Linked DNA regions of Homo sapiens: regions 1 and 2 are each linked to region 3. A link is a loop called in an ENCODE intact Hi-C map of the cell type or tissue named here. Cell type or tissue: gastrocnemius medialis. All regions are shown on one strand. Links, peaks and the distances in the headings refer to the core of each region. The heading gives the core; the rest is flanking DNA. Region 1 overlaps CDH13 (cadherin 13). Region 2 overlaps CDH13 (cadherin 13). Region 3 overlaps CDH13 (cadherin 13).

Evidence for each region. A loop is a pair of places that touch in the nucleus more often than their neighbours do. Peaks named below come from ENCODE experiments on the same cell type or tissue, not always from the same donor. Only the 100,000 strongest peaks of a DNase experiment are listed, where the experiment ranks them.
Region 1: a loop joins it to region 3, with 6 times the contacts of the local background. A loop is called at or near these places in 7 of 110 quality-filtered maps.
Region 2: it touches region 3 in a loop (3-fold over the local background); 8 of 110 quality-filtered maps call a loop at or near these places.

The regions. Positions count from the first base shown.
Region 1 is chr16:82,710,209-82,720,390 of GRCh38, reverse strand. The region is part of intron 1 of CDH13 (cadherin 13); the gene reads right to left. Among named protein-coding and RNA genes, the nearest start is that of MIR8058, 26 kb to the right of the region's middle. In gastrocnemius medialis, for the core only: no CTCF peak of the experiment used is centred there; DNase peaks (open chromatin) are centred at 3,324 and 4,340; H3K27ac peaks cover 2,904 bases.
Region 2 is chr16:82,731,093-82,741,274 of GRCh38, reverse strand. The region is part of intron 1 of CDH13 (cadherin 13); the gene reads right to left. Among named protein-coding and RNA genes, the nearest start is that of MIR8058, 47 kb to the right of the region's middle. RefSeq lists an enhancer at 4,833-7,271. In gastrocnemius medialis, for the core only: a CTCF peak has its summit at 2,379 (motif pointing right); a DNase peak (open chromatin) is centred at 5,914; H3K4me3 peaks cover 662 bases; H3K27ac peaks cover 6,319 bases.
Region 3 is chr16:82,656,105-82,666,286 of GRCh38, reverse strand. All of the region lies in intron 1 of CDH13 (cadherin 13), which reads right to left. Among named protein-coding and RNA genes, the nearest start is that of MIR8058, 28 kb to the left of the region's middle. In gastrocnemius medialis, for the core only: no CTCF peak of the experiment used is centred there; DNase peaks (open chromatin) are centred at 5,816 and 7,256; H3K4me3 peaks cover 1,527 bases; H3K27ac peaks cover 4,933 bases.

The DNA of each region.
Region 1 (10,182 bases), core at 790-8,789, 55 kb before region 3:
ATTAATTAATACGAAGTATTGTAAAACAAAAACTCATGAAGTACTGTGTATAATAATCATAAAAATGCACAATAAAAAACAATGCAGTAAGAAAGCACTCAGTCAGTCTGCCATTAGTTGGAATTGTTTGTTTTCAAACTGCACGGTGGCAGGAGGTGCCCCTGACAATTTTCGCTTTGCAAACCTTTATTCCTTGATTTAACCCACCACCACTACGACCACCGTCACTCACTGATTCACCAAAAATTGAGCAAACGATTATCTTACTTGTTTTTATTCATCTTTCTTAAATGTATGTATAGCTCATCTTTATTTCAATGTTTAATATTAGAAGTGTTTTGGGTCTTTATTAAGAAGTTTGGTAATGTTTTTGTGACCAGGAACGTGCCGTAAGAATTTAACTCTTGTTTATACCATTTAGCATACAGTAAAATTGCTTTCATTATATTTCATTTCCCTGAAAGTCACAGTTTTCAAGAACCTAGCAATGAAGTTAAGTGAGGACATATGGTACAGTAAGACCTTTTTTTTTTTTTTTTTTTTTTGAGACAGAGTCTCTCTCTGTTGCCCAGGCTGGAGTGCAGTGGCGTGATCTTGGCTCACTGCAACCTCTGCCTCCCAGGTTTAAGTGATTCTCCTGTTTCAGCCTCCCGAGTAGCCGGGATTATAGACACCCACCACCACACCCAGATAAATTTTGTATTTTCAGTAGAGACGGGGTTTCACCACCTTGGCCAGGCTGGTCTCAAACTCCTGACCTCAGGTGATCCACCCACCTTGGCTTGTCAAAGTGCTGGGATTACAGACACAAGCCACTGCGCCCATCCTAACTTGTTTTAATCAAATGCTTAAAACAGAGGGGGAAGGAGCCCCAGCTCCACTTCCATCACTGCCTTCACATCTCATGTAACTTACGAAGTTGGCATCATTCCTTCCTTCTGCAAGTGGGAAAACTGAGCCTCAGACTCCAAGCCATTGGACAGCCAGTGGAAGGGCCTGGAACTGGGACTTGCACACAGGACCACCTGACTCCAAAGAAAATGTAGACTTTTAAGTTCCAAGCTTTAAGTCTTTAGTAACAGTGCATCTCCACACCACCTGTCCCAGATAGACTCAGGCCAAAATTATATTACAGGCCAATGGCAGTGATGTGAGGTTCCTGCTCGTGGAAACTCCTGAGAATGGGACCCAGAGCTTGCATCTTTCCCCCATACCATGTTTCATCTTAAAACAGCCCCAGCAGAAAAACAGCAACAACCTTTCCACAGGACTTCACAAACTGCAAATAACTTTCACATGGCATAGCTGATTTAAGGCTCATAACCACCCAGGGAAAGAGATATTGACCTCAGTGTGAAGGATATTCAAAATATTGAACAAATGTCAAGGCACAGGCATCAATCAACCAGAACAGATACGGACCACATGCATCCAACACGCACCAAATGGCTCTCAGGTCTGGTGAGATGCTGTTCCATCTCAACTCCTTTCACTCTGGACACTTGATATGATTTAGCTGTGTCCCCATCCAAATTTCATCTTGAATTGTAGCTCCCATAATTCCCACGTGTTTTGGGAGGGACCTGGTGGGAGATAATTCATTCATGGGGCTGGGTCTTTCCCATGCTGTTCTTGTGATCGTCTCACGAGATCTGATGATGTTTATAAAGGGGAGTTTCCCTGCACGAGTTCTCTTCTCTTGTCTGCTGCCATGTGAGATGTGCCTTTCACCTTCCACCATGATTGCCAGGCCTCCCCAGCACTGTGAGTCTGTTAAACCTCTTTTGTAAATTGCCCAGTCTTAGATATATCTTTATCAGCAGCGTGAAAATGGACTAATACAACACTACACTGTGCCCCACCTACCTCAGGGCTTGGCACTTTCTGTTTCCTTCCTTAACACTTTCTCCTTCTTCTTCACCATCCCCACCCCAGTTGCTGGTTACTTCCTACTTCTACTTCAGGTGGCAGTTCAGAGGTCACCTGCCCGGGGAAATCTACAGCAGAGCTGTCAGCGGTGAATCCCATCATCACTCACCTGTGCCCTACAGAGGCTGCTTACTGGGAATACCTGTGACTCGTCAGAAGAGGGACTCAACCAATAATAGAAGGGGAGTTGGTAGATAAATACCCCAGGTCCCTCATTCCTCAGTGGGGATAACTATGAGATGTGGTTTTCATTGTCTCCCAGAGTCCCCAGTGGGATTCAGCTCCAGCTGCCCATAAGAACAAGCAACTGCTTGAAAGCAACTCCCATCACTGGCTGCCCTTTCTTCCCTGTCTCACTTCCCCCACTGCCTTACCGGTTTCCTGAGATCACCTCTCAAATAAACACCTTGCACACAAATCATCGTTGCAGGGTCTGCTTCTGTGGGAACCCAACTAAAACAGCATCCCTGCACACACAGAATGGGTCAGGTCTCATTGGGTGACATTCGCAGTAGTATCTTATTTTCTTTTAGGAAACTCATCTTGGTTTGTGATGACACATGCATTTTGGGAATAAACTGGCTACTTCCCCCCCACTAACTGATGAACCCCTACTACAGTAGGCTGAATAATGATCCCCAAAGGTACCAAATCCTAATCCCTAGAACTCATCTATATTAACTTTTGTGGTAAAGACATTGCAGATGTGGCCAAATTAATGATTTCCAAATGAAGAGATTATTTTGGATTATCTGGGTAGCCACTAAATAGAATCCCAAATTCCTTCATAAGAGGGGGGCAGAGGAATATTGGACACAAAAGGTCATGGGACCACGGAGCCAGGGACTAGACTGATGTGGCTATAAGCTAAGGAATGTCGGGAACCACCAGGATCTAAAAGAGTCCAGCAATGGAATCTCCTCTAGCCAACAACTTGCCTCTAGCCCATTGAAACAAGTTGCCTTCCAGGATTGTAAGAGAGTAAGTGTGGATGAGTGGGGGGGCTCTTTTTTTTTTTTTTTTTTTTAGGCAAAGTCTCACTCTGTCGCCCAGGCTGGAGTGCAGTGGTGTGATCTCAATCCACTGCAACCTCCGCCTCCTGGTTTCAAGCGATTCTCCTGCCTCAGCCTCTGGAGTAGCTAGGATTACAGCTGCGAACCACCACACCTTATTAATTTTTTGTATTTTTAGTAGAGATGGGATTTCACCATACCCTTATTTTTTATGTGATTTGGCATCCTCTTATGCATCTCTGGGCCCAGGTTCAGGAGCCTTGTTGGGCCAGGGCTCAGGAGGACCAGCCTGTGCTCAATTCATGTCCTGTTGAATGAAAGGCAGAAGATGGCAGTGTGGTTATGAAGTGCACCTGGGCAGACTTCTCCAGCAGCCAAGTGTGACTAACTTCAGCAAGGGGACACAACTGCAGCATCTGGCCAAGCTCAGCTCATTCCCCAAAAGGCACTCCTTCCAGCATCTTCCTGTCTGGACGAAGGAATCTCTAAGTCTCTAATTGTCCCTTCTAACACCAAACTCTACACCGGGACTTGAAGAAGGAATGAGCCCTAGAGGTGCATCTTACGACGGACCCGTGTAAGGCTTCTGCTTGAGGCAAAGGACAAAGAAGATCTATAGTTATCACGTGCTTGGCTGGAAAGGATTTTTGGTGGGTGAAGTCTGGGCTCATTAAAACAGACCTGGCATATTCATAACTTGTATTACTCAGCAACAGTGAACCCCTCCAGAAACCTGTGCAGGCAACTAATGATTTTAAAACAACTAGTCACCCCCCTTAATACCCACTCTCCCTGCCAAATGGTTGAAATTCCATGCCAGCTGGGTGTCTGCTTATTTACATAATTAATCTAGTATGAAGTCTTTATATGTCCCTCCTCAGCCTTCTCTTTTCCAGGATAAATAACCCCGATTCCTCCACTCATAATCCCCAACTTTTACAACTGTTTAATAATTTTTTGTGGCTCCCTTCTGGATTTTCTTTTGGCTCTATTTGTGACTTATCTAAATTTAGCAGATGTGTTACAAAGGCAATTGGGAGAGATGAATCCGTCAGAACCTGAAGCCATCTCTAATTTGGATCCATGTTTGTCTCTCTCTCTCTGCAAAGGTGACATGGAGAATTCCCACCACCTTTCCCATGGAAAAGCAGGCTCGGGATGGGCTGTTAGTTTCTATTCCCCATAGGAGGTCCTCCAAGGTCCCGAAAATCCAGTTTCCATAAAGGCAGGAAGCAGAGGACATGCCTGAACCCAAGAGGGAAGTCTTTTCCAGGCTCCTCGGGGGATTGAGGAGTGCCATGGCTCTCTGGCAGCTGTTGCAGTCTCCTGAGGCCAGGCCAGCCTGCCCTTCTGTGTCCTAAGGACTCATCTCACCATGCCTGGAAGGTCATTTCCTTATCCGACTTTAGGCAGAGCCAAAGAACTGAGCGCCAGCAGACTGCAGGGAAGCTGACTCCTGAGTTTTCAACACCCAGTAGTGACACATGGCTTAGTTTCTACCAAAGAGCTCATAAAAGGCATCTGGTAACACTGTGATGTGGCTAAAGAAGAAAGGGCATTCCTGGAGTTGGACTGGGGATTTTCTAGTCAGGTATGTTTTGAGAGCAGGGGAAATAAAAAAGGCAGGTAGGAATGAGGTGAGACTGTGGCTTGTAATTTTGCAAAGAAAAAACCCCATCATCGCTGCTTCGTGCTGCATGTCATTGTCACCTCTTTCTTCTGATCTTTCCTGCACTGGAGTGTCTCCCCTTCCACAGTGTGGTCTCTGCTATTTCCCAGGTACCCACTTGACAGGGCACAGACGGTGGGGATGTGTATTTGAGGAAGGATTAGCAAATATAGAAATTCCTGTTTGGCTACCCTATCAACAATTTCAAGGTGAAAAGCCCACCAGTTCACCAGCTAATCTGGTGAGGGAGATTATTGTTGTGTGCAAAAATCAAATAAAATCCTTTGCGGCTTTTCTTAGGCAGCATCGCACGTAGCTCTGGTCTCAAGATCAATAAAGCAGAACCTACTCTTCATTACCCGTTAATAAGGTGCAAGCAGAAACCAGAGCATGGGGCGGGGCCGCCTTTGCCTCTCAACAAACAGACGCCCTGACTTGGCTATAAGCACTGCAGGATTGGCGCTGATGATGGCTAAGTGACTTGGTTGCAGCCATAGTTGATTTTCAGCCTGCAAGTCATAGAATTAGACTGGCTTTTGCAGTGTGAAAAAGCTTCTCCTGATACTCAGGACATTTAGAAAGGCCATATCCTGGCTTAATGTGCTTCATGATGCTTGCTAACTGGGCATGAACTGAGTGAGTTAATAACAATTATTAACTCAGAATGGAACTTAGCTAGGGTCCTGTCTAAGTTCCCAGTGCTGCCCCAAGCCAGGCCTCTTGGTGACTTTGGATCTAGACATAGTGGAAAGAGTTTGGGACTTTGTATTAGTTTCCTACGGATGCTGGAACAAAGTATCACACACTGGCTGGTGTAAAACAAGAGAAATGTGATCGCTCACAGTTCTGGAGGCAAAAAGTCTGAAATCAAAGTGTCAGAAAAGTCATGTCCTTTCTGAAGGCTCTAGATGGCAGTCTGTTTCATGCTGTTCTCTTAGCTTCTGGTCATTGCTGGCAGTTTTGGTGTCCCTTGAATTGTAGCTGCGTCACCCCAGTTTTTGCCTCCATCATCACACAAGTTCTCTGTGTGTCGTTGTGTCTTTTTTTTTTTTTTTTTTTTTTTTTTTAGATGGAGTCTTGCTCTGTCGCCTAGGCTGGAGTGCAGTGGATTGATCTCGGCTCACTGCAACCAGCACCTGCCCAGTTTAAGCCATTCTCCTGCCTCAGGCTCCTGAGTAGCTGAAACTACAGGTGTATGCCAACACACCCAGCTAATTTATATATTTTTAGTAGAGACAGGGCTTCCCTATGGTGGCCAGGCTTGTCTTGAACTCCTAACCTCAGGTGATCTGCCAGCCTCGGCCTCTCAAAGTGCTGAGATTACAGGCCTGAGCCACCATGCCCGACCCTCTTTTCTTCTTACAGGGACATCAGTAACAGTAGATTAGCTTCTTCCCCAAAATGACCTCATTTTTATTTGATTATCTGCAAAGACCCTGTTGCCAAATAGTGTTACATTTACAGATCCTGGGGATTTGGACTTCAACATATCTTTTGGGGGAACACAATTCAATACTTAATAGACTTGGAAGCGGGTATGTTGGTTCAGCCCTGGGGAAGAGGGCTTAAGTGGAGTCAGAGGCATCAAAGAGCAGAGAAGCTGCCTTTATGGACGTATGAGTGTCCTGTGGCTGCTGGGAGAAATGACCACAAATGTAGTGGCTTAAAACAACACCCACTTGTTCAGGTACAGTGGCTCACACCTGTAATTCCAGCACTTTGGAAGGCCGAGACAGGTGAATCACCTGAGGTCAGGAGTGTGAGACCAGCCTGGCCAACATGCACTCCAGCCTAGGCGACAAGAGTGAAACTTGATCTCAAAAAAGAATAATGATATTAAGGGTATGATTTGAGTACTTATCCCGCCCAGGCCCTCAGCTGAGCACTTCCAAGATATGATCTCACTGGATTCCTACAATAGCCCTGTTAAAGGGAAACTATTGTTTTCCTTTTTTTTTGTTTGTTTTTTTTTTCACAAATACAGAAGCCCTAAAGAAGCTAAATAATTTGCCCAAGCTCATAGAATTAGTCAGAGACCTAGGTGAAACATGCACTAGGCCACCTAATATTCAAAGAGCACACCACTGTTTTTCTGGTATGCATTTGCTTTTGCTGGCTTTTTAATGGAGTCTTAGAGCAAATAAGACAATATTCTATGTACAAGACATCATAACAATCATGAATGCAATCATCTTTTTATCTTTCTGCAACCTCTGAGTCCGTACTCTTGACCACCCTGCCATTCTGACTCCCGGAAACACCGCACAGAGTGTTGGCAGAGGAAGCACAGAGAAGGGACACCCAACAGTGCTGGGGGCAGGCAGGGAAAGGGTTTCAGGGGGACGCATACTCCAGCCCCTCAAGGACACAGAAGCTCTCTTGATCTCATCATGACACTGGGACTCATGCAGGTACTTCAAATCAGGCTTGATGGATATCCTAGTTCTGAGCGCAGTGGTTCTTAGATACCAGTGTGTATAGAATTGCCTGGAGAGCATGTTCCAGTTGCAGATCCTTGGACCTCATACCCAGGAACCCTGCTTTGATAGGTCTTGGCCAGGCTGGAGAAACTGCAGGTTTATTCAGCATCCAAAAGATTCTTATGCGGGTGGTACCGGGATCCCAAATTGAGGGACAATGACTTCGAGTTGCTATTCCCTCAGGTAACTTGTTTTTTTGCCAAACGTCCTTTGCCTTCCCTAAACACACACACACACACACACCACACACACACACGCCGGGGTTCTATTCACTCCATAAGCATTAACTAAGCACCCAGGGAGTAGGACATTGTGCTCATGCCTGAGGGTCAATAGAGAGAAATTCCTTGATGAAGCTCACGTTCTAGGAGAGGAGATAGGACAAGTAATCACTGATCCACATGAAGCTGAAAATGAGAGTGGCCCCCAGAGAGCGGAGAGTTAATAAGAGCCCTAGGGGAGAAGCTGATGGTGGAGAAAAGCTGGAACCCAAGAAGACTGCCTGCAGAATGGGCAAACTTGGAACTGGGAGGTAATCCCAGGAAAGGCTATGCGAACAGTCAAGAACATAAGAAGAGTTCAGGGAGTCAGCCATCTCAGCTGCGGCTTCAGGGGGCCTGACGAAAACAAAAGGGGCAGGGGAATTAAACATTTATGTAGACTGAAGTGTGGATTATGGAACACTTTACTGCTGCATTTTGTAGACATCCATGTGAGAAAGGGACAAAGGACAGGTGTGATAGGTGGGGCACAGGGTAGTGAGTTTGAAAGCCACCATGATAGGCGTGGTAAGAGAAAAATGAAGCCATTTTCATAGGTTATCAGGCACGATTTATTACCATGGAGAAGAATACGCAAGGTGCTGATATTATGCCTCCCTTTCATTTACATAGAGGCAGTATGAATGGTAGCTACAAATCACTGAAGTGAGTCCCAGAAGGGAGCATTTTTATACAAATCTTTGTGGAGGTTTGTGCTTCAAAGTGACAGAATAAAATGTATTCTATAATTTAGACTTTCTCTAAATTACACCAGCCTTTAACTAATTAGTAAAATAAATTAATGAAGATTGACCATTTTGATAAAGGGAGGGTTACTATCTTCATCAAGGTCATGCGAGATAATGGCGTTAAGTCTGTAGAACATTCAATAGATGAAAGGCAGTTGGATGATTTGTTTGCTGGTAAGTTTTTTTTAAGATATGGTAAGTTTGGACGAAATAATATGATAGTATCTTTCTCCCAAGAGAAGTATGGAGTATAAAATGCAGGAAGGCGAGAGAGCAGAATGGTTAAGGCTGAGGCCTCTGGACTGAGATCACCTAGCCTCAAAACCAGCATTGACTGCCTAGTAGCTGTGTGATGTGGAGCAAGTGATTTAATTTCCCTGAGCCTCATTTTCTCCAACTGTTAAATGGAACTAATATGAGCACCTAACTCAGAGCACCGTTGTGAAGATTAAACAAGTCCTCGAGGCACTGACACCTGGTGGGAACTCATCGGCATCACCGGTTGTCCTTATCACCGTGGGGTATTTCCTGAGTGTCTGAACTTTAGAATGTGTTCCAGTGTTTCAGCAGCAGCAAAACATAATGGGAATAGCCGTAGCAAGTGACTATACGCTGGATCCCAGTCCTGACTTTCCCCTGGACAAGGTGGGGGAGCCCAAGAGAGCCCCTCAATGTCTCTGGATCTCAGTGTCTTTGTCTGTGCAATAAGAAGGTAGGTCTATGTTGGAATTAATTCTACACCTGATTTTTTCAGAACCCTCTAATCTTTTTTCAAGTGGCATCACCTCTTGAACCCACATGCCTAAAACAGATGAAAGTGGATGAAGTATGCTTGAAGGGCCAGAGTCCAAGCTGTTTACTTCACTGTGTTCCTCTTGCATCCTCCCCATTCCAGAATCCCAAGTGCCACCGCTCAATGCTAGACCTCTGGAGAACACAGGTTTAAAACCACGGGATGAGGGTCCTGCAGGATCACTGGAGATTCTAAGACTCTATCCTTAAGAGAATGGTAGATGATGAAGGGCTCTTCACTGGTGAGATGAAACAGAATCTTTCATAAACACTGTTAGATCTCCTTGAAAACTGTGTGTCCCTCATAGTCATTATTAGAACCTCCACACTGCGGTCACTGCCACGCGGCCCTTTCATGTTCATTCCTATTTAGAAGCCCTGAGAAAGACGTAGAAACTGCCAGGAGGTATTCAGACATAATGCGGTCCGGGCAAATGACTGGCCCAGACTTTCAGCTACTAGATATTGTAACACTGGCACAAGAAGAGATGAATGGATGACTAGCTTCTTTCTGCACCTTGTTTATGCACTAGCTTTTTTTTTTAATGTTGGGGTAAAAAAAAAATCAGGTGACAGTTTATAAAATATGCCAAATCAAACTGTTCTTTCATATATGCTTATAATGGGCTGTTTGATTCTGAAATGTGTACACATTTATGTATAAAAGTATTTGTGTATGTAAAACATACATATATACTTATAGGTTATATTTGTATATAAATATACTTTTATATATTTTATAAATATACAAATATATTTTTCTAATATTTTATAAACATACAATATATAAAATACATTTATAAATATACAAATATATAAATATACTGTATATTTTTAAATCAAATAAAATGATTATATTATATGTAAATATATTTGTATATCATATATACTTTATATATTTTATAAATATAGAAATATATTTATATATATATATATATATATATATTTTTTTTTTTTTTTTTTTTTGAGACAGAGTCTCACTCTGTCACCCAGGCTGGAGTGCAGTGGCGCGATCTCGGCTCACTGCAAGCTCCGCCCTCCTGGGTTCACGCCATTCTCCTGTCTCAGCCTCCCGAGTAGGTGGGACTACAGCACCCACCACCATGCGCAGCTAATTTTTTGTATTTATAGTAGAGATGGGGTTTCACCATGTTAACCACGATGGTCTCGATCTCCTGACCTCATGATCCACCCGCCTCCACCTATTATATATAATTAAACATATAAAATATATTTTATATTTTATATAAATATATTTATATATAAATTTATGAATATAAATATAAATTA
Region 2 (10,182 bases), core at 1,442-9,441, 75 kb before region 3:
AAGTAAATTCACACAGAATGATGGAAGAGACAAACCACACACTGTGAAGGTTATTGTAAAGCTAGCCGAGGGTTTGAGCTATATCAATGGCAACAGGGATTCACTGATGGGCTTTTGAGCAGAGAATGAACAGGACAAGTTTTGGGTTGTGAAAGTGGAAGGAAAGGAAGATCTGTGGTCATTGTTGGGTTTGGGGGTGTGGGGAGAGTGAGAGTGAGAGAGTATGTATACTAGGTCAAGGTTAACTATAAAATACTTTTAGCTTGGGTTATTCAATGTAGAGTAATACACTTACTTTTAAAAATATAGGCATGAGAAGGAGGTAACCCCTTTTAAAGTTATTTCTTTTATATAAACCCTAAAACAAAGCAGCTGTGATCGAATGTATTATTTTTCCCAATTTTTCACTACTCCCCATATGGAGGCTTTTGCTATGAGGCTTTGAAGTTCTTCCAAACAGAATGTTCCCCCATTGATATTGGACTTGCTTTGCCCAGTGGGTGGAAGTGACTGAGCACCAGTTCCTACCTAGACTTCAAGAAGCATCATGTGTTTCTATATGCTAACCTGGAAACTTTCAGTCTCCATCAGGAAAAGAATGTTTCCGAAGGAGCACGCTGTCCTCAGAAGAATGAGACGTCCATGGAGCAGACCTGAATGAAACCCACAGTCTGGAGTCAAGCCCAGCTGAGCCCAGCCTAGATCAGCCAACCCCTCAGCCTATGGAGCAATGTGTAAGCCATGGAATTTTAGCATGGCTTGTTATGCAGCATTATTATAGGAACGGCTAACCGATACACTGGCATATTCCACCCCTATCTAGATACAGCCCATCTCTGTTTAAAGACACTTCTGAAGAAAGCGGGTTGGGCTAATACGCTGTACATTATCTGGAAAGTGGGATAATACAATTTGAAGTTTGTGATGATTAAATGTAGCCCAGTTTCACCAAATGGAGAACGTCATCTCATCAACTGGAAGTTGCTGATGAGTTTCCATCCAGAATTAAAGTACTCAAGTCTCTTACATAAGAAATCAATCAACTATTGATTCTGTTGGGATGGCATGCATTATAATAAAATGCTAAATAGACAGATATGAGCTCAGTCCATATTGTAAATAAGAATATTTACATCTTTGTTGCCTCCTTCTGGTCAGTCTTATGAGTAAGCTGTTGAGTGGCACGGAGGTTTTAAAATCAGGTTGTAATAGGCGTCCACATTCTGCTCATTAAGATAAAGAAAGGTTTACCAGAGAAATGGTCTATTAGGTGGTATTTTGCTTTCACTTGCAAATTAAGGGATAATTAGTTTTGAATATCTGGAGATGTAGAATCTATGTGTTTGACATAATTTCATAGGTAGCCAACACCAAGAGTTCAAGTATCTTTGCAGGGCAAAGAAGGGTTATTTTGAAGTTAAAAGAGATTACACAATATTGCATTCTGAATATATACTATTCAGGTAAATATTACAGGTGGCATATATTTATCTCACCATTCAGAACCAATAGTTTTTTTTAACTTGCTAATATTTGGAAAAAGTTGACAAAGTCTGAGTGTCATCGTATTTTCCTTTTTCTTTTGTAGAGACAAGGTGTTGTTTGAACAACAAGATTTAAACTATTTTAAATAATTAAAGGCAAATTCCCGTGTCTTCATTTAATTTGAAATAGCACTTCTTCCCTTAACACTTTTTAAAAATAAATAAACAGAATCCTCCTCATTGCTTAAACAGGGAGAGTAAGTAGGTTTAAATGATTCTTACCTTTGTAAACTGTTACTTGGTCTTCTCTCACTCTTAAAATTTACCAAGACAACTAAAGCATATTTCATGAGGAAAATTTCAACAAGTCTGAAGTGGAATAAGACTCAGGGACTAAGAAAGCTTCTAAATTTGAATTTAAATGGAAATTCTTGGTAGGAAACTTCTCTTCCCTCACATCTAGCCCCATCTTGGCAGAAGATGATTTCTTTATCTAAAAGTAGGTGGTCAGCTTGTCTAAATCACACATAAGGGCATATCATCTGAAAAGGATTTTTCCTCTGATTTATGTAATTACTAAAAAATATAATAGTAAAATCACATCTGGTTAAGCAATTAACAAGTTATCTTTATTGTAAAGAATAAAATGTTATGCAATTCTAACTAAAGAATGAATGATGAGTGACTATGAGATCTCAATCATAACCAGGGCACAGTTCCCAGGGGTGGGGAAGAGCAAGGATTCATTTCCGAAAGGAAGAATAAAAAACGTATCTTGCTCACTGCTTCTTTGAATATTTAACTCATTTCTGCATTAACTTTATCCACTAAAAGGTTCTGGAAAGTCTGTGATGTGTGAGGCACAGGGAACACAAAAGTTAGTAAGACAGCCACTGGCCACCAGGGGTTGTAGGTGCAGCAGAATAAATGGTAAGACATGTTCATGAATAACATTAGTCAAAGAAATAAGCGAAATGTGTGAGATAAAAGGAACCACCAAGGTTATATGAAATTTTAGGGCATAGAGAGTTAATGCCTACAGAAAGAGATGACATTTTCCCCCAAATGCACTAGAGAATGCACAGGATTTAAATAAGGAGAAAGAGAGAATTCTAGGAAAAGGAAATGGTAGATACTGGCATGAGGTCAGGAACCTGAAAGGTATCTTTCTATTTTAGTAGGTAGTGCTGTTTAGTTACAGCATGGAGAAAAGTGTAAAAGTGCATTAAGAAAAGGTAGCGGAGGGCTAACTACTAAGCTAAGGAATTTGGAAACTAGCTTGTGAGCCACTAAACGTTTTAGGGCAGAAAGGTGATGTGCTAAAAGCACAGATTTGAAAGGTGAATGGGTGAGAATGAGAGAGATTTCAGGTGAGGACTCCGGCAAGAGGCTTATTTTTGTTTGGGATGGGCTTTCCACATTTTCACATTCCTAGAGTTTGACAGGAACACAAATTAAAGTCCTCCGTGCACGGTAAAGCCAGGTAAGAAGCCAACTTCTGTTTTAGAATAACATATTGGCCATGCAGTTACGTTTATTTTTACAATGGAAGTGACTGATTTTTTTTATTGCTATTTCACTTTTCACCACAAAGCACCCATCATATTCTTGCAAGAAACTCTTTGAGAGCAGACTAACTCTTAGCCCATCTCAGAGGACAGACTGTCATGAAACCTAACGAATGTGTGACAAGTGGCTAGTTTAGCAAGATCAGTAAGCTCTAGAGGTCTGCTGTACAACACAGCGCCTGTAATTGACAGTACTGCATTGTGCACTTAAACATTTTATTAAGAGGGTAGATTGCATGGTGGGTGTTCTTACCACAAACAAATCAACAAACACTGGAGGGGCATAAGGAAACGTTTGGAGGTGAATGATATTGGAAGCCTTGATTATGAAGCTGATGGTTTCACCAGTGCTTGTATATATCCAAACTCATCACACTGTATACATTAAACCGGAGCAATTTTTTGTAGGTCAATTATACCTCAGTAAAGCTGTTTACAAAAAAGAAATGCAGTGAAAGAACCTAGAGTTTATAGAGGAAGAGGAAAAGGAGAAAAAAGTATGGGGAAGGTGTCCTCTATAGAACTAAGGGCAGGTTCTGCCAGGCCAAATCTCTGTGTCTGGGGTCATCAGTCAAAAATCAAACAGAGCAGAATTGAAAAGCTACCCTCAAATCCCCACCACACTATAAACCTTCTCTGCATTGAAATATGTTGCTTAAGTATGAAATGCAAGACCGTTGGGGCAGTGGTTGATATTGAGATCATTTTGAAACAAGTCATCAGACCACCCCTCTCTTCCACACTAAGGAGCACGTTTCAAGGATTATATTTCTTTTGTTCAGTGGGAGGTAAAACAGACGCTGTGGTATCACACAACGGTGGGTGAAATGGAAATAACATGGAAGGGCAAAGGAGAAAAATATAGTGATGGATGAGTTGACAGCACATGACCCCTGGGTCCATCTGAGAGCAGCAAAGAGAGAGACATGGGAGAGGGCTCCATCTTGACCCTCAGGTCTCCACCTGGATGACCAAGTGAATGGAAATAGCATTAAATAAAATTAGTCAGAATGAGTTTGACTCCTGATATGATGAGTTCACATGCCTTTGGGACATCCAGGTGCCCAGCACACAAATGAAATTGTTCTAGAGGGTTCAAGGCTTAAGATAAAGATTCAGGCATTATCTCCTAAATGAAACTATGACAAGATAACTTGAAACTAACACTGATGGAGAAGGCATAGAAAGTCAGAGAATATTTTTAAGAATCACTTAGGTGTTGGGAAGAGGAAAAGGAATGCAGAGAGGCAGAAAAGGAATATTCAGAGGGGAGGAAGAAACACGATTATGCTGCATCTGAGAAGTGAAAGGTGGAGGAACTGCCCAACTACAACACAATGAAAGGATTGAGGAAGACAACCAAGAGAGGCCATCTGACCAGGTGTGGGAACCCCATCAAGAGTCCTTCTCTTAAAGTGGTGGGAAAAGATAGCAGATCAAATTGCCCGAAGGAGTGAAAGGGTAAGAGAGTGAGTGTATCCTAAGAAGGTGGAGAGAGTGACTGTGTAGCCTGATTTTTCTAAAAATTTATTGGTGATAAACATCAGAAAAATTATCGTATTAACCATGGGAGACTTGAACAGATTTAAGCTAGCGGAGAGAGGAAAAAAATACCATCACAAAATGAACCTTAACAAGTATTTAGTGGGTTCCTAATATGTACCAGGCATTGGAATGGGATGCTGCCCCATGGCTCTTATGTCTGTGTGTGGCAGTGCTCTGTTTATTTTTACCATTAGCTCACCACAGCAAGAATTGCAACTTGTTCATCAATGCATCTGGGAAGGCTAGCATTGTGTCTGACATGTAACAGCCCCTGCAAACTTTTCTAGAATTAATGAGTGGCACCGTGTCAACCTTTAAGAAGTTCTGTTTTTTTCTTCCCTTAACAACTCCGCTTTGTCTTTGGGCCTTCCTTAACCTCCAGAGTTAAACATGTTTCAAGGATTATATAAATATATTTAGTTAGGCATCCACCCACCCAGGTGCCCATTACACCCTGGGTGTTCTTCCATCAAAGCAGTTTAAAGAGAGAAAAATCAACAAGTGGCTTCGAGATTTTGACCAGTCCCTAAGCAAAGGAGAAACATAGAAAGCAAAACCTCAGCGCAGCTTACTGACTAGTTTGGAAACTCAGGGGAATTAATTTCTTATGCACTTCAGGTTTTTCATGAATCGCTTTTATTGGTTCTCTTTTTACTCTTGCAGGTTTTCCCAGGGCTAGACTGACTAGCTTGGCTGAATTCAAATGAGCAGAGAAACCTCTAAATCAGCCTAGTGAGTATAGCGTCTGGTTTTTCTCGTGCTGTCAATCTCATGTAAATAGCCAAGCCATGCACATTGTAAGCAAAGCCCATTAGATTCTATTGGCTGGCTTGGCACCCAAGTTAAAAATGAAACTTGCTAAAGAGTCTACCCAGCAAATAGCTTTTCTTTGGCAGAACGCTGCTGTTCAACTTGGGAAGGAATGTGATAAAGTGCTTTACTGGATGGCAACATTGTGGTCTCGCTTTCCTCAGATCACAGTGGGATAATGAAGCTGGAATCCATTTAAACCTTCCATTTCACCCCACACAGCTCATAGACACTGTGTCAAACCACATCACACTGCAATAAATGTGCTAAAATCTATAAGCTTATTCATCTATTACACATAGTACTCTGTCAGATTGGAAACAAATTATGGAATACAATTTCTTGATTTGCCCACTCATGTAGCTTTAGCAGAATCTCAAATCCAAGGCGATACTCTAGTTCATGAAGTCGCATAAATAACTGTATTGTTTCATGCCAAGTTTAGCAACACAACATTCTTGCTATGAATAGCACAGTCACTGCAGGGACAGACCCAGCCATGTGACAAGGACTTATCTGCCCTGTCTGGTGTGACAGCTTCTATTCCTGTCACTGAAGCATTTGTGATTGGAACGTTTGTGATTAAATAGTGTTCCTTCTGTACACCCTGGAAAATGATGAGCACAGGTAAACCTAAGCTAAGCAAAGACTGTCATGGATGATAATCAATGGGTGGGGAGATTTAATAACATAGACTGAATCTTTGAAGCCTTTCCCCTTGGCTTGTTTCCTTTTACTTTGCTCCTTTAAGGTGATCTTAGGCCATGGAGAATATATGAAAGCTTTACCTTCAAAAGAGAGAGTCTGCCAACTCTTGGCCACCTCCTGGTTCAAGCCACCTTCATCTCTCAGTTAGATTTCCGGAGTAGCCTCCTAATTAGTCTTGCTTTAGCTGTTACTCCCTACATCCTCTATGTGCTGGACATTGTGATGTGCCCCCAAGATCCTACTTCAATGCAGGACCCATGGCACCAGCTGCTGGGAGTGCGGTCAGCAGGCAGCCCTCGGCTCTCAGCTTCTCAACAATCACCCAGGTGATGCTCCTTCCTTGTAACTGTTGTTGCCATTGAAAGACCTATATTCAATGACCGATCAACACTGGAGTATAAAGGCCTGTCTGTCTTGGGCCAAACAGGGTCAATTCTGAAGCTCCTAGAGAGTGGCCAAGGTTGCCATTGGTCTGTATCATAGCTGGACTTCTCCCTCTGCTCACTCCTGCTTCCTGCCCCTGCTTTCCATAGGTGTTGGCCCTGAATGCTAAACTCCATCTCAGAGTTGCTTCTTCAACCTAAGACAGTGGATGTATCACAAAGAGCGAGAGTCCTCCTGTTAACACTCTGCAGAATCCTCCCTCTCTCCCCTACAGTGGCCCCCACGTGCCCAGGCCCTGCCCTCCACTCACCCCTTTGCCCATTCTGTTGCAGGCGCACCTGCCTCCTCAAACACACTAGGCATATTCCCATCCTGAGACTCCTATGTGCTGCCTGTCCCCTCTCCCTGGAAAACTCTTCTTCTAGATGTAGGTGGACACATTTTTTTTTTCTATAAAAGGCCAAATAGTAAACATTTAAGTTTTTCTGGGCCACAGGATTGCAACTGCTTAACTCTGCCATTTGAACACAAAAACAGACACAGATAGTGCATAAACTAATGGGCCTGGCTGAGATCCAATGGAACTTTATTCATGAAAACAAGTAGTGGGCCAAAGTTGGCCCATTGGCCATGTTGCTGACCATGACCCCAGATGGTCCTGTGGTTCCTGCACCTCCTTCAGGTCTCAACTCAAACACTTTCTTCCTTCTGAAATCCCAGCTCCAATATTAGTTCTCTTCCCACCTTATTTTCTCCACAGCCCTCATTGCTATCTGGTATACTCTGTTTTCTCTACAGTTCTGTCATCCTCTCTTTTCCCTAAGAAGTAAGTGCCATCAAGGCAGGGATTTTGCTTGCTTTGTGTTCCTAAGCAAAGTCACTGGTTCATGATAGGTGCTATGTACTTATTTGCTGAATGCAAGAATAAGTGCATACATATTCAGGCAACTGGGTATTTTATCCAGTTTTTGTTTTGTGTTAAGTAGTGTGTTTCTTTTCTCTTCATATCTTAAGCAGTTCCTTTTGCCATTTATATCCTGGTAGAGTTTGGTGCTTAAAAGCATAAGCCTTACTAAAAGACCCCCTGGAGATTTAAACCCCAGCTCAGTCACCTGTTGGGTCTGTGACCTTGAGCATCTATAGAACCTCACTAAGCCTCAGTTTTCTCATTTGTAAGATGAAGATGGAATGTTGAATGTCTCATAGGATCAAGATGATGAAAAACACTCAGCACAGAACCAGTCACCTATCACTTAATGAGAGCTCTACACAGCCAAATCATGAACTCTTTCCCTTGGTTAGTATTCTTCCCAGAGAAGATAATGATCATGTTTACAAATTGGGTCATATGCCTTTAAACAAAAACTCACATATACACGCAATAGATCATTTGATTTTTTTTTACATAGCAAAAATAAATTATAATAAGAAAAACAGAACAATTAGAATGACTATTTATGGACAACTCACTCCGTGTCTGCTGCTGGGCTGATAACTTTACATGTTAGCCTCCACACAATCGACAATGCAATGGGGAGGACCAGTGAAATGATTTTCTGCATGTCCTCACTTGTCTGCATATGTAAAGCCAGCCAATGTGAGGACACATTGTTGAGATGCAAACATTGTTGAGGGCATCCAGTTGGATAGCAAACTTCTCTGCCTCATGCTTGAAGACTTTGTCACAATCGATAGGCACAATTACCCACACATTGCAGAGTATGCCTGTGGAATAAACCTGGTTACTACTGACATTTGCCTTATGTTGAGAAAGCAGAAAAACAAATGGAGATATCTCTTCTGCCTGACACAGCTTCAACTCCATTTGTCTTTCTGAGATCCTAAACTTAAATTTAAATTCCAGATAGGAATTCCCTCTAGTTTCCCCATCAGACTCTTCCTCTGTAATGGGTATCCGGAACCCTCACTCATCCCCAGATGTCGGACACAAACTCTTGATGAAACCAGAAATCCAAAGTGACTAAACAGATCCTCAGTGTTCCTGAAAACATGAGCTATTTACCATAGTAAATATGTATGAATAATAGTAAGCCTTTGGAAATCAGTGGTTAGATATCTGTGGTCACTAGCACACGGACTAGAAAATTAACTGCTGCTGGCTTTTATCTCTTGGCTTTTGGGATAGGCTGGTAGCAACTGGCCACTCATTTCTTGAGCAAGAATAAGAGGGATAAATCTCTTTTAAACAACCCTCATTCCATTCCATTCATCTTCCTGTTTCAAATCATTTACAACAGCTTCAGAAATAGATTTGTCCTGGCTGGTCTTTAAAGAGACAGTCAATAACAATATGAGAAATAATTACTATACCTGGAGAAAGTGGGCATTGATTTTTAGCAACTACTGGGGCCTCAAAACTGAATTCAAATATGTTGTAGTTGAGTGACAGCCATTTATTACTTAACTAACTTGCTGAATTAGTACTTAACTTGGGCTGGATGGAGCTGACACTAAAACTTTTAAATACAGACCTATTTTTTTTTAAATCACAATTCAGTTCAGCTACAAACATAATATTTCAACAAACTGCGTAAGACTCCAAAGACACGATGATAAAGAAGATGGACCTATCTACCTGGGGAAGCGTGCAGTCTTTTGGTAAAAAGGAAGTAATAAGCCAGCACATAATTCATCATTTAACTATAATTAAGTCAAGTGTCACAAGGAAAAATGTGCATAAAGGGAAGAACTCATTTGGTACTGAAGGGATCAAAGAAGTCTTTTTTGAAGAAGTCACATTTAAGCTGCAGATCAAAGAAGGAGGAGTTAGGTAGGCAAAGGGAAGAAGAGATTGTTTCAGGTGGAGGAACCACTCAAAGGCCTGGAAGCTAAAGAGAACATGCCCCATTCAAGCAGTGATATTCTGGTAATGTTAATAATTGGCTCTACACAAAAACCAATATAGGCATGTCCAGGCACATATATGTTGATTATGTATTTCACTGATATCAAAGATAAGTAACACATAATTTACAAATAATAAAACACACAATTTTCTATATTGTAAATTGTACACACAGCCAATTGATTCTCACAGAATGCTTTTGTTGATTTTTTTCCAAACTCTTACACTTGTAGCCAACTTACAGTTAGAACTGATGAGCAAGTGTGGTTCCCATATCAATGTTGATTGCCATTTCCATTTAAATGAACAAGCAAGATTGAAAATAAACCAATGACCTAAGTCAGAATTTCACTTATTTGTCAATGTCTTGAGCAGCTTCTTTGCTGAATCCCAAAATACTTTTCAGATGTTTAAAGAATATGTCCTGTGTTCTGGGGGGCAATATACAATGTAACAGCTACCAGAATCAACACATTTTTAAAATTTAATTTGCATTCTTTATGTTTTCTCTATCACTTTTGTAAGTCTAGACTAGAGTTCAGCAAACTGTGAGCCTGTTGTTTTGGTAAATAAAGTTTTATTGAAACACAGCCATACTCATTTATTTATATATGTATATTCTATGACTGTTTTCCACTCTTCAGCTGCAGGGTTGAGTAATTGCAACAGAGGGTTCGGTGCCCACAAAGCCTAGGATACTCCTCTAGCTTTTTACAGAAAAAAGTTTGCTGACTGCCATTCTAGTTCAAAAACAAGACATCTAGCCCTGAGGTGTTTGCCAGTTCCTGTCATATAAATACTCCCGGCATGGCCAGCT
Region 3 (10,182 bases), core at 1,302-9,301:
ATAATTGGTACAACAAACACTAAGCCTTCCATTCCCCTGTGTTTCTGGTTGATTGCAGGAGCTTGGAAAGATGAATAAACACCTAAGGATAAACACATCCCAACTTCCCTGAACAGGTTCCCCAGCAGCTATATTTTTTGGCAAAAAAACAGACGTGAGATCGTTATAGGCAGAGAGGGATGCCATTAACTTAAGAATCACAGTCCACACCCTCTCATAAAGGTTCTGGGAGGATTTTACACGATTTATACACAGATATTCCCTGACTTAGAATGACTAGACAACAGTTTTTCAACTTTACAATGGTACAAAAGAAATACTTACTCCATTGAAACCATTTTTCAGATTTTGAATTTTGATCTTTTCCTGGTCCAGAAATATGTGGTACAATACTCTTATATGAGACAGTCAACACTTCATTATAAAATGGGCTTTGTATTCAATGATTTTGCCCTCCTGTAGGCTAACGCAAGTGCTCTAAGCACATATAAAGTAGGTTAGGCTAAACTATTGCTGTTCAGTAGGTCCAATTTACAGGGTGTCAGTTCAGAGAGGAGCTGGCTACTGTCACATTGTCCCTGTCTGGAGTTGGGCAGAGTCCAAGCAGAGTTGAGGCATGACATAGTTGAGGAAGGTGAAGCAGAGTACCTGTGATGTTTGAGGTAGGCATGCAGCCGCCTTTTTGATGTAGGATGGTTTATCAGGATAAAATCTCATCATAAATCAAGGAGTGTCTGCATACAATTGATTCTCTTATTTATGGTACTTATGTTCTATGAAGTCACCATGAATACTTAACATATATTGAACCATTGCTCCTAGTAGAAATGCAGGGTTAGGTTCCTGTGAGCCTCTGGTCACAGTTCAGTCAACTAGTCAATATATAACCTTGTTTTACGTGCGCCTCGGTTTAAAGATGCCTTACTTAAAATTTATCACAGCCAGCAGCACTGTAACTCATGCTGGAACAAAGCTTATCTAACACATGCATTTTCTCAGTCAGACACATCACAGCCTTCTTGCACTTAGAGACACTAGAGAGCACTCTGCAGTCCACTTGGGGCCATTTTGACAGCAAAATTGCCAAGAAATAGCATAAAATTGTGGCAAATGTGGCATTAAATGGTTCATGAAAAGGATATTTGTTTGTAGTATGAAAGCTAAAACAAGAAGGCAGTCTCACCTAGTTTGAATGCACCTGGAAGCATATACATCATATGATTCAAATTTGTCACAGCTCTGTATATGTCTGCAAGTGACCACAACACTACCATGACCACTGATTTGGGAGCTACAGATACATTTTACTGAGTAGGCAAATTCACAAAGACAGAATTCATGAATAATGAGAATCAATTACACACACACATATATATGCATATATACATGTATTCATACATACCCACAAATATGTAAGAATATATATGTACAAAATGCTTTTAACCAATATCTGTATCAAATATATTCAAAAATACAAGTTACGTTGATGTTGTTGTTACTGTTTCATATCAAAAACTGCCACTGGGTAGAAGAAAACCCTCAGTTTTACATACCAAACCAGTAAAGTGAAATTGTTAGTTAATAAGCAAGTATTAACAAGATTTTCTTCTCTTTGAAAATAAAACAGAAAACAAATCACATCTAGAGAATAAGGCTGTTTTAAGGAAACACACAGGAAAAACTTGGGTCCTTTCTCCCAGTCATCAAATGTAAAGGCTCCCAGCCTTCTCCCTCAGAAAGTCATGCTTCAAAGGCACACTGGTGTCTTATTTTACCCACCTACTGCATTGACAGGACTCTGACTGTGCTGGGCTCACTGGCTGGCAGCTTTTCCAAGCAACTGAGCCCCCACTGCTGTGTTCAGAGCTGTAGCCAAGCTGCACCCAACCCTCGCTCTCTCAGGCACCAGGCACTGCCATGAATTTACTAATCAGCTAGTGCAAATCACTGTCAGGAGCCTGGAGAGACAAGAGTGAAGCAGGATGCTTTTGTCTTCCAACAACCCTCCTACTCCATCCATCTGAGGAGGAGAGACACAGCCATGTGAAGAACAGGCAATGGCACGTTGCTTTGCAGCACAATTTAGTGAAAAGTAAGATTAATTTCAACAAAAGCTAACATTTATTTAGCGCTTACTATGTGCTGAGCACTGCCTCAACCCTTCACTGTCCTTGTCTCACTGACTTCGAAAAACCACCCTATGAGGTAGGGACGAGTAAGTAATATTTCCGCAGAATAAGACTGAATTTCAAAGTCACTGCCTCGTGGTCCACAGCTACAAAGGCAGAAGTGGAGCCAAAAGAGTCCTGAGAGCCCACATGGCTCACACCTCAGAGTGGAATGCCTGTCATGCTGCAGAATGCGCCATGGTAGGAGGAGGGAGGGTAGAGAAGACTTTCTGAAGAGCAAGAAGAAAGCCCACGCTATATTCACATAGTATGTAAGCTAGCAGAGAGGTAAATCTCCTAGAAGAGGATCACAAAGGGGACCAGAGATCACCCCCAACCCCACCTTGGTTCTTATGTGGGCTCTTTGGCTGGACCTAGAAACCAAATGGACACGAATCAGACAACCAGATCAACAGGAAAAAAGCATACGGATCTTAATAGTTTTCCAGGTACAAGGGATCTTCACAAGAGAGTGATGTCTGAAGAAGCGGCCAAAGCAAGATGCTTTTGAACTTTTTAGACAAAGAATGATAAATCTGACAAAGACAGGACAAATGGGATCTGGCTAGGGTCAGTGAATTTCTAGGGGAGTCACTAGGAGACATACAGGGGACTGTGTAAAATGAGTGGCGGTGGCTGGGCATGGTGGCTCATGCCTGTAATCCCAGCATTTTGGGAGGCCGAGGCGTGTGGATTATCTGAGGTCGGGAGTTCAAGACCAGCCTGAACAACATGGAGAAACCCATCTATACTAAAAATACAAAATTAGCCGGGCCTGGTGCTGCATGCCTGTAATCCCAGCTACTCCAGAGGCTGAGGCAAGAGAATCGCTTGAACCTAGGAGGCAGAGGTTGCGGTGAGCCGAGATCGCGCCATTGCACTCCAGCCAGGGCAACAACAGCGAAACTCCCTCTCAAAACAAACAAACAAACAAACAAAAAACCTAGTGGAGGCTAAGGGCCACTTCAGTAAGGGTATTTATTCAAGCCCACTGCAGCCTGCAATCCGCAGTCTCTGGCGATAAGGGCTATTTTCTTGCCCTGGCAGGGGGAGGATGCCCCTCCCAGAGAGGAATCTTTCTGGCCTGCTACATGTAGGAAGAGACAAGTCAGCTAGCCCTTTCTGAAACTGCAATTTATCCAATGTTTTTAACTCGAAATCATCAATGTACCGATTTGTCATATGGGAGAAGGCATGTCCTTTGCTGTTTCAGTGGGTAAGGGTACCAGACACACAGGCATGCCCACGCAAGCACACACCTCTACCACCTCACACTGGCCTGGAGGACATCTTCTCATTGATCTTCTAAATGGCAGAGAAGCCCTCCCAGAGGGACACATACTGGTGGTTGTTTAAGCCTCTCAGGCGCTATTTGACATTTAAGCCCAGTGATCTGCCCCCTTCTATAGCAGAAGCTGTTATCGACTCAAAGATTAGTAGTGAGAGGTCCTATGAATAATTATAAAGCGCATTTGTTGTCCTACAACAACATTCAGGACATTCAGGAAAAGCAGGGTATGCCTGGGCAAGACCTGATAGTGGTGGGGATGGATTTACTCCAAACCAGCTCCCTTCTTCTCCCAACAAGCCATCTGGTCAATCTCACTCAGGTAGCACCATTAACCAGTCTCTAAAGAGGCAAAGAGAAAACCCTCTGTTCATGTTTCTCAATCATTTTCATCAGTTTTCATCACATAAATCTCTTTTTAATTACAACAGTAACACATGCTCATTGAAATATGTTCAGACAATACACATGTGAAGAAAATAAAAAGTAAACATCTACCCCCGCCTCCTCAAGGTAACTAATGCCGACAATTTGGTGTGCATCCTTTCTGTGTTTTTTGCACTCTTATCCAAAAAGTATGTGCCTGTGTGTTGCATCTGTTTTTTAAGTGAAATTAATATCATAAAGTTTTGTAACTTGTTTACCTGGCAATACACAAGGGTGACCTTTCTATGCCAGAATATCTGCATTTACTTCATTGAGAATATGGAGAATACTCCATTCTATGGACATACTACCATTTATTTGACTCAGTGGTGTCCAGCAAATCCCTCTGTGATGGCGGGGATGTCCTACATCTGCACATGAGAACCACTAGCCGCCTGTGACAAAGGAGCCCTTAAAATTCCTCTCCTGTGATCAAGACACTGAATTTTCAATTTTCTTTAATTTGATTAAATGAAATGTAAACAGTCACATGTAACTAGTGGCTACTATATTAGACAGTGCAGATTTAACAAGTCCCCTAATTACAGGACATACCTTAGTTGTTCCTAAATTGTGTCCATTACATAGTCTGATGTGACACACATCTGTGTGTGTACTAGCTCTTTATTCCCTAATTGAGGTTTCCCCCAATACTCCGTGTTCTCTGCTAAGTCTGGTTCCTACAATGTACATTCATTTCTGATGGAATAAAAGACAGACGAGTTCATACATTTGTAAGCTAGCCTTAAGGCATGGAACCTCCATATGCATCCAGCATCCATCCTTTTGGAGTTGCACAGGCTCCCTGAAATAAACCAAGAGGCACGGATCTTCTAGAAGGTGTTGATGCTGATAGCCAGGCTTTCACCAAGGGAACACCTGCGCTAATTCCCTGCTTGGGAAGAAGGTCTGCTGGCTGCCTGGCATGAGAACCAGCCGGCAGCAACCTCTTTACTCAGCACTCACAATAACATCTCATTAATATCGTGCGTACTAAAGCAGGACAAACAATATTTAAGTCTATTTCTTAATGTCTGTCAATTACCCGTTCCTATCTGTTCCACCCCATCCCTAGGAAAAGCATAAATAGGGTTTGGCTGTACTTCACATAATTAAGCTGTGATCAGAGCTAATCTGTTTCAATGGACAGAGCGTGTGTCCTCAGGACTATCTCATTACAACATGGTGAGGGGAGAGCTTGAAGCCAACCTCACTAGGTCAGCGTAAACAATGAGCCGTTTGCTCCATCAGGATGAAAAGAGGCAAAGGAAACGGACAGCTGTATCCCTCCAGCATGAAACATCACACCGGCCCCTGGGCCACCATCACTCTCTCAAGAGCCCCTTTCCTTCACGGAGACCTGACCCACTTTGAAGTGGCCACTGCCATGTCCCCAGGAGGGGAGAAGGTGGTGGGTGTTTGGTTTGTTTTTATGACTTCTTCAATGAACTTAATAGTTTTTTTTTTTTGATAAAAGAAACTTAATGAATGTTAAATTATAATCAGTTATATACTTCAAAAGGCTCTTTACATCTTTGTTAACATCCACATATATTTTACTTGTATTGCCGGAACAAAATTGAAGCAGCAGCAGCAGACGTCTAAATAAAACGAGGGGGGAAAGAAAACCACCCGCCATGCTGAAAGCCCTACAAATCAAGCTGTTTTCATTTTTCTTTGCTCCCTTTCTGTCTTTGTTCATGTATATACATAATTTATGTCTGAAGCTGCTCTAGGGTCTTTGGTCCCAGGTATACAGTGAAAGGGCTTAAATATAACTCAACCTTCTGGAAGCTTCCCTCCTGGGCCCTAGGTTGTCATCTTTCTTTCACTTCATCTCTGGCCTCGGGCTGTTTCTGTTTTGCCAGGTCTTGCTCTGAATTTAATCCCTGTGCCTCTGTTAGATGGTTTGTGGATTGACTGACGTTCACCAACTGGTGCTCCCTCTTGGGTTTCCCCGCACGCCCCGGCAGGCACAGGAACGCCCATAGTGGGTGGTTTCAGCAGATGGCTGTTTTGATTGGTGGTTTCTCTGTCATATTTACATATGACATATTTTAAATACCACCCTTGACTTAACTCACTTTTAAGACCCAATTTCCATGCTCCCCACGTGTGATCATTTTACTTGCATCTGCCTGACCCATATTTATCTCCAGGTTCCTAATCTTACACAAACCAAGATACTCAATTTGTTGAGATTCCCTGGTTCCCGTGATTTCTGGGTCACATTTTCCCTCCCTCTCTTTTCTCAGCAGCTTCCTCTGAAACCCAAAACCTCAGCCAAACCACAGAATAAATGCAGTATTACTTTCTGCTTTTTAAAATTTATGTCATTTTCCCAGTGCTGCTGTTTTAAGCCTCCAAATTAGCTCATTTCCATTTTCCAGTGAGCAGATATGCCTCAACTTCTTAAGTATTCCCCTAAAGCAGTGGTTCTCAATGGGGAGTCACTTTCCCCCCTTTCCCTCCAGGAGACACTTGACAATGTCTGGAGACATTTTTGGATTTCACAGTGAGGATGGGGCTTCCAATGGCCTCTAGTGGGTAGAGGCCAGGGATGCTTCTGGACATCCTGCCATGCACAGGATAGCCTCACCACAATCTTCCTGCCCAAAGTGGCCACCATGCCATGGTGGAGAAACCCTTCCCTACTATTTAACGTTCAGAATTTCCCAGGTGTTTGTCATGACGTTTTCATGAGTCTCCTAGTCCATGTTACCCCCATTGTATTCCAGTGCCTCGCACAGTACCTGGCCTGTGGGTGGGTTCTTGTGGACGTGGTATTATATTTTGGGGGGATTCTTTATGAGAAATTCCCAATAGGGGAGTTATGTTCATGCATATGGATTATACATGTTTGAGTATATATTCTTTTCTGTTATTTATGGTTTTACGTTATTTTTTGTTCCAATTTCCATTTGAGAATGGACTGCTTGCTGCCATTTTTAAGGAATGTGCCAAGTACATGCAGACAGTGCCTAGACTCAACCAGAGTCCCGTGCTTCCGTAGCCTTGCTCCTGCTATTCCCCTCTCAATGGCAAGGCCGTCTTTCCAGGATTATGACCTATACCTATTCATGTGTGCTTATGAGTTACGTGTTTCTACCTTTGAGGTAATTTCCACAATGCTGCTGGCAAGCATTCTAAACCCAGTGTTGAATGAAGGGAGAGAGGAATAGTGGGACTAGGTTCCAATAGAGAAGTTCTGCCATCCGGATTCTAACTCAGGTGCTAAATCTTTAAAGGAGTCAAATCAACTATTGGGAACCAGCAGCAACTGTGCACTGTTTTCTTCTGGCATTACTTTCTGTATAATGGGAAGCATATTACCTGCCCCACATCCCTGGTGGCCTCCCTGCTCACAGCTTTTGTGAGCTAAGCCTGGGATGATGGCCAGGAGGGGATTAGAGTCAGCACAAGACATAGAGTCAGCTTTAGGAACTATGCTCACAATAGTCTGAGAAAATCCACCCCCTTGAGAACCTTCTTTAGGGCTATTTTATCTGAATATCAAGTGTCTAGTCAAAGTTACAGAATCTTCCATACATACCCACAAACAGGGAAAAATGTATGTTTTCTTCTATGGGCTTTTAAAATCTATCGACTTTGTACCAGGCACTGAGAATACAGAGAGAAACAAGACACTGGGCACACATTCAAATGAAGAGAGGTCACGGCAAACCATCATGGCAGCCACCATGTGCTGAGTGGGGTGCTAAGTTCTTTAGGTATAATTTAACCCACGCAACCACCCTTGGAGATCAGTACTATTTGACATAATTTTACAGATGTGAAAACTGAGGCACAGAGAGATTAAATATCTTGCCCAAGTTCATACAGCTAATAAGCAACGGAGGTGCAATTTATACCCAGGCAGCCTGACTCCAGTCTTAACCACTGAGCTACTTTCTCTCTTGAGACAGGTATGAAGAAAAGTAAGTATATTAAAATGTAACCATGATGGGATTTATCACAGGTATGCAAGGCTTGTTGAACATTTAAGAATCAATTGATGTTATCCAGCACATAAATGGGACAGCTAAATCTTTAAAGGAGTCAAATCAACTATTGGGAACCAGCAGTAACTGTGCACTGTTTTCTTCTGGCATTACTTTCTGTAAAATGGGAAGCATAATACCTGCCCCACATTCCTGGTGGCCTCCCTGCTCACAACTTTTGTGAGCTAAGCCTGGGATGATGACCAGGAGGCTCATATGCACATATCAATAGATATCACATGCACATATCAATAGATGCAGAAAAAGCACTTGGCAAAATCAATACTCATAATAACTCTCAACAAACTAGTAACAGACAGAAACTTCTTCAACTTAATAAAGAACAACTACAAAAAGCCTACAACTAACATCACACTTCATGGTAGGAAACTAGCTTTCCTGATAAGATCAGTAGCAAGGCAAGGATGTGCCCTCTTACCATTGTTTTTCAACATCGTCCTGGAAGTCCTAGCTAATGCAGTAAGATAAGAAAAGAAAACAAAGGTATAGTGATTGGAAAGTAAGAAACAAAACTTAGTTTGCAGATAAAATGATTATCTATGTAAGAAATCCAAAAAAATTGACAAACTCCAAGAATAAGTAATTATGCCAAGATTACAAGATACGAGGTTAATGTAAAAAAGCCAATCACTTTCCTATGTACCAGCAATGAATGAATGAAATCAGGAATTTAAAACACAATACAATTTACATTACCCTCCCCAAATTGGAATATTTACATATAAATCTAGCAAACTGTGTACATGAAATGTACAAAATACAGTAGTCTCTCTTTCTCCAAGGTTTGCTTTCTACAGTTTTACTCAACTGTGGTCAATCACAGTCTGAAAATATTAAATAGAAAAATTCCAAAAATAATTCATAAGTTTTAAATTACATGCTGTTCTGAGTTGCATGATGAAATCTTCTGTCATCCCACTCCATCCTGCCGGGAATGTGAATTATCATTTTCTTCAGTGTATCCATCCTGTCTATCTTACCCATCATCCATTAGTCACTCAGTAACCATCTTGGTTATCAGACTGACAGATTAAAAGAGAAGGGTGAGTGCGCTACAACAGATTTTGAGAGAGACAGCCCACATGCATGTAACTTTTATTACAACATATTGTCATAATTGTTCCATTTTATGGAGCAATTGTTGTTCATCTCTTACTGTGCCTCATTTATAAATTAAACTTTATCACAGGTATGTACAGGAAAAAAACATAATGTATGTAGGGCTTGGTACAATCCATAGTTTCAGGCATCCATTGGGTGTCTGGGAACTTATTCCCCATGAAAACTGGGGAACTACTGTATATATACAAGATCTATATGAGGAAACACAAATGTTTATAGCAGCTTTATTTGTAATCACCAAAACTTAGAAGCAACCAAGATATCCTTAAGTAGGTCAATGGATAAACTGTGATACATCCAGACAATGAAATATTATTCAATGCTAAAAAAAAAAAAAAAAAAGAGCTACCAAACCATAAGAAAACATGGAGGAAACTTCAATGCATGTTACCAAGTGAAGGAAGCTAATTTGAAAAGGCTACATACTATATTATTCCAACCATATGACATTCTGGGAAAGGCAAAGCTATGGAAATAGAAGAAAGATCGGTGGATTGCCAGGGGTTAGGGAGAAGGGAGTGGGTAGGCAAATAGGCAGAGCAAGTATTTTAGGGCTGTACAACTATTCTGTGTGATATCATAATGGTGGATACATGAATTTACACATTTGTCATGTATCCACCATACACCGTACAGCACCAAGAGTGAACCCTCATGTAAACTGTGAACTTTGAGTGATAATGATGTGTCAATGTAGAGTCATTGACTGTAACAAATGTACCATTCTGATGTGGGATGTTGATAGTGGGACAAGGCTGTGCATTTGTGGGGATAGGAGGTACTTGGGAAACTTCTGTACCTTCCACCAAATTTTGCTGTGAACTTAAACCTGCTCTAAAAAATAAGGTTTACTTGCTTTTTAAAAAATGCTACCAGGTGCCAACCTGTCTTCCTCTCTAGCCCCTCATCTCATCACCATCATTAACACACACACACACACACACACACGCACACCATTCAAATGCAACCAGGTGCACTCCAGCCTCTTTCTCCAGCCACACTGAGCCAGCTGCCATTCTCCTTCTACCCTGTGCCTTTGAACCACTGATTCTCTGCTTGAAGCCCCCACTCCCACACTGCCAGCTTTTGTTTGACTATCTTCAACATGATTTTCAGTCTCAGCTCATATGTCATCTTTTCACTGATAACTCTGTCC